Regions from separate parts of the Homo sapiens genome. Here region 1 is linked to region 2. A link is an interaction called in ENCODE POLR2A ChIA-PET data of the cell type or tissue named here. Cell type or tissue: MCF 10A. All regions are shown on one strand.

Evidence for each region. ChIA-PET counts read pairs that join two places held together with the same protein. Peaks named below come from ENCODE experiments on the same cell type or tissue, not always from the same donor. Only the 100,000 strongest peaks of a DNase experiment are listed, where the experiment ranks them.
Region 1: POLR2A ChIA-PET joins it to region 2 with 5 read pairs; 1 of 35 experiments calls an interaction of 5 or more read pairs at or near these places.

Annotation. Positions count from the first base shown.
Region 1 is chr1:47,324,594-47,327,093 of GRCh38, forward strand. No RefSeq gene overlaps it. Among named protein-coding and RNA genes, the nearest start is that of CMPK1, 7.9 kb to the right of the region's middle. In MCF 10A, no CTCF peak of the experiment used is centred here; a DNase peak (open chromatin) is centred at 1,128.
Region 2 is chr1:46,756,358-46,758,857 of GRCh38, forward strand. No RefSeq gene overlaps it. Among named protein-coding and RNA genes, the nearest start is that of EFCAB14, 38 kb to the left of the region's middle. In MCF 10A, no CTCF peak of the experiment used is centred here; DNase peaks (open chromatin) are centred at 1,044 and 1,444.

The DNA.
Region 1 (2,500 bases), 570 kb after region 2:
TGTCTCAAGTCATGTTGACTTATTTTACTTATTTTTTAAAGTTTGGATTATTTGGAATGAATACAATGATCAAATATCACATACTGGTAAATTCTCTAAAAGTATTTGCTAAACTGAGCTAATGTACCATCATCCTGATTTTGCAGACAAAGAAATTGCAGGTATAACCAACCTACCTAAGCTTGTAAAGTTAGCAAAGATGCTGTAAATTCAGCTAAAGACAGTCAGTCTCCCTTCACTGGTCTGCCTGCAGTTCTGCAGTATGAAGCTAAGCTCAGCTGACAAAGTCACTCCCAGGAGAGCAGTCATATTGTCTGCTGCCAGATTTGTCACATCACATTTTTTTTTTTTTGAGATGGGCTGGGCGTGGTGGCTCAGAGATGGAGTCTCACTTTGTCACCCAGGCTAGAGTGCAGTGGCATGATCTCATCTCACTGCAACCTCCACCTCCCGGGTTCAAGCGATTCTCCTGCCTCAGCCTCCCAAGTGGCTGAGATTACAGGTGTGTACCACCACTGCCAGTTAATGTTTGTATTTTTAGTAGAGATGGGGTTTCACCATGTTGGCCAGGCTGGTCTCGAACTCCTGACCTCAGGTGATCCACCCACCTCGGCCTCCCAAAGTGATGTGATGTGGGCCAGACGTGGTGGCTCACACCTGTAATCCCAGCACTGGGAGGCCGAGGTGGGCGGATCACCTGAAGTCAGGAGTTTGGGACCAGCCTGGCCAACATGGTAAAACCCCATCTCTACTAAAACACAAAAAATTAGCTGGGTGTGGTGGTGTGACCTGTAGCCCCAGCTACTGGGGAGGCTGAGGCAGGAGAATTGTTTGAACCCGGGAGACGGAGGTTACAGTGAGCCGAGATTGTGCCATTGTATTCCAGCCTAGGTGACAGAGCGAGACTGTGTCTCCAAAAAAAAAAAAAAAATACTATGTTTCCCTGAACTAATGTTCAGAATCTTTGAGAACAGGTCCTTTGATAAAGCCTCACAACAATAACCAAGCAAATCTGAGTAGCAGGGACCTTCATTTTAGAAACTCTATTAAGTATCAGGTTATGCAATGTACTAAGCATCACTCCAGGAAATAGATTACAATATAATAGACAGCTATGAAGGCCTGAAGACAAAGCATGCACCTGCTTGCTTAAGAGAGTGAATCATGTAACAATAACACACGGTCATGCTCTTAGTTCAATGCTGTACAAAGAGTAATCAGACAGAGTCCCTTCCTTCATAGAGCTCTAAATCTAGTGTGGAGATACCCATAACAACATAGGCCTACAACAGAAATAACAAGGGACGTGATGGGGGAGGGTAGAAGCACAAAAGAGGTACACCTAACCCAGTCTTGGGAGGTTGTTTTTTTTTTTTTTTTTTTTGAGACGGAGTTTCGCTCTTGTTGCCCAGGCTGGAGTGCAACGGCGTGTGCCTGTAATCTCAGCTACTTAGGAAGCTGAGGCAGGAGAATTGCTTGAACCCAGGGGGCGGAGGTTGCAGTGAGCCGAGATCGTGCCACTATACTCCAGTCTGGGCGACAGAGCCAGATTCTGTCTCAATCAATCAATTTTTCAAAAGAGATGGGGTCTCACCATCTTGCCCAGGCTTGTCTTGAACACCTGAGCTCAAGTGATCCTCCTGCCTTGGCCTCCTAAAGTACTGGGATTACAGACATGAGCCACCATGCCCAACTTTTTTTCTTTTCTTTTTTTTTTTGAGACAAGGTCTCACTCTGTCATCCACGCTGGAGTGGCATGATCACTGCTCACTGCAGCCTCAACCTCCCGGGCTCAAGCAATCCTCCTGCCTCAGCTTCCTGAGTAGCTGGGATCACATCTGTCTAATTTTTCTAATTTTTTCTAAAGACAGGGTCTCACTAGATTGCCCAGGCTCAAGCTGAATTCTGAAACATGAATATAACATAGGCAGCAAAGGGGAGTAGTCAAGTCTGGGAAAATGAAAGTATGGGAACAGATATCTATCTCTAAGAGGCAATTATGATAAATAGGATTGATGAATGGTGACAAAGCTTATTTCCTAATCCCCTACAAAGGGTGCTAGGAACATAGATATACCCTGGGAATAGTATGCAGGTACTGAATGTATGTGAAAAGACCTAATGTACTCAATGATAAACATCTATGGGTAAGGGTGGGTTTTAAGGATAGCTCTTGCTATACATCTTTCTGAGATCAGTCTTCTGGTCTGTAACATAACATATTTTGACGGGATTTTTGTGAGTATGGAACTTTTCATGGAGTCAGTGTTGTATAGAAATGCACATTTTAAAGTCATACATGCTGAATTTGAATTTGACTTTGTCATCTATTGCCTTGTGGGGTTTTTTTGTTGTTGATTTTTTTTTTTTGAGACGGAGTTCCACTCTTGTTGCCCACGCTGAAGTGTCATGGCGCGATCTTGGCTCACCGCAACCTCCATCTCCCAGGTTCAGGCGATTCTCCTGCCTTAGCCTCCCGAGTCGCTGGGATTACAGGCGC
Region 2 (2,500 bases):
TTGGCATGTAAAAATGCTCAGGTCTCTCCATTTTTAAAGTAGGGAAGCCTTCCCTGGACCCTTGATGCTCCTCTGTTACTCCCCTTCACAGCCATACTCAGAAGAGTTTGTTGTTGATGTTCACATTCCTTACCTCCTACTCACATTCCTTACCTGTAGGGAGACCCCCTGAAACTATTGCTACGGAATAAAAGATGAAATGCTCCTGATTATTGTAAATACAAAATTGCATGCAGGATTGTGTAAAGACAATGCCAGCTTGGACTGCCAGAATGAGCCAACAGTGCGTGATGTGCTTCCCCCTGCAGAGAGCCTATGAATGGACGTGCAGTCAGGGAGGTTTCACATCACCAAGACTCCTATCCCAGAAAAGCAGATGTTCATAGCTCTGGGAATGGAATGCCACCCTGGTGGAGAGCGTATAAATGGACGCATGAGGGGCGCCTGTCCATATGGATAAGATAGGGCTATAAATGCCCTCATCTTGCCACGGCTCTTCTAGGCCTCTTTAGGGTTAAGGCATACTCCCTTCTGAGAATTTCTGGTCTAACCGGTTGTCTAGCTTGACGTCCTGTTTCTATGGATTGTTTGTAACCAGCTTTTGCTGCAACTGTTACTGCTGATTAATATCTTGCTAATCATAGGTTATGGAAAGCCTGTGTTTCTGTTTTAAGGCTCTGCTAGAAATTACTGATGCACACACTATATTGTAAATTCTTATCTCTGTATAATGTACTTCTGCATACAGATGTTATGTTAAAAAATTACTTCATCCCCATGTGACCATCTCACCTCATAATCAAATGACCCTAAATCCCTCACTAACCTACCCCCACCCTCACTAAACTTAATAATAAATGCTGGTATATCCAGTGCATTGGTGGCACCAAGGGACCAGAAGGCGGTGACTCCCCTGGACCCAGCTTTCACTATTTTGTGTGTGTCTATTATTTCTCCACCTGCCAATCACCTGGGAACAAAGAGAGCCCCATTGCATTGCGGGCTGCTGGCCAGATCCTGCAATACTTACCACTGTTCACATTCCTTACCTCCCACTCACTCTTCTATCCACTCACTCCTCCATCCACTGTTTTCTAATTTCTGGCCCCAGAGTCATTCTGCTGGTGTGGTTCTGACCCAGGTCGCCAAAACAGCCCCACTCCTCCTGCTTAACAGGATGTTAAGTGAAAACAACTGCTTAATACAATTAAGCAGTTTGTCAGAGCAAACAAGGTTCTGAGCACAGCTCTTTTTCTAAAGGTGCTCAGCTTCTACCACCAAGCCTGAGGGCCAGGCAGTGTTTCCTGACCACAAAAACAGAGCTGTTCCCAGGGCAGGGTGGGAGACCAAACAGGGAGACAAAGGTACTTAGCAAGCCTTCGCATTTTTGAAATTCATCCTAAGCCTGAGTGCTAATCACCTGAGCTGCCAAAGGGCAGGGGCAGAACCCACAGGATGGTATTACTGTAACCTGAGCTCTGTTAATTTGATTACCTGCCCCGACCTGCACCTGTGCCAGCAATTCTTGGTTGTCCTTGCGGGAGATTGGGTCACCTGCCACCATCTGGCTCAAAAGTGAGTCCTGTTCCCTGAACTAGAGAGGAAGGAGCTTCTGAAAGCATTGACTTAGTTACCTTCCTCTCCCCTACTGATGGGAGCCCCAGCCCCTGCTTGCTATGAGATAGTGGGGAGCTCACTCATAGCTCAGAGATACCTCCTTGGCAGGTTGGTTGTGTAATGGCCATGGCATGCTGAGAGTTTTTAAACTGCTAGCTCCTGTTCTCTTGTCCCTTCTGTGTCTCCAGGCAGTGTGGCATGTTGACATTTTTCTTTCATTGCATCTGATACCAAGCCTGTTACATTTTTGATGAATCCCTACAGTTGGCTGAGCTCTGTCTTGTAGTTCAGGGGAAACCCAATGGAATTTCCACTAACATGTCCAGAGCACCTTCTATCTATGCACTTGCAAATTAGATGATAGCATTTAATATTCACAAGAACCCTGGTTGGAATGAGTGGTATGTTTTGGGAGTGGGGTGGGGAGTACCTAGAGCACTTGTTTTCTGCATTTTTATAGCAAGTACTATGCTTTTCTTAAATTGTATATCTGAGGAATGCATTGGTGGGAGGCTCTTGAAGATTAATGGGGGTGGGCTGACACACCATGATTGTATGCATCTGTAGCCCTTCCGCTACTCTCCCCTTACTCAGCTGAGTCCAACATTGCCCCCTTACCCTCCACTCCCTTCGCCAGGGGTCCTATCATCTTTCTTCCATTTTATTTTGTACTATTTGCCCCACCTTTCTGTGTTTCTTTTTCTTACTTTCCTTGCTTTCTTTTAGAGTGATTGAAATATTTTCTCAATCCATCTAATACCTACAAGTTTGAAAGTTTCAAAATCATATTTTCAAGTGGCTACTTAGGAGTTTTAACATGCATACCTCAGATAACAAAGTCTAAAGTTAAAGTTTATTTAATTAGATAAATTAAATAAATTAA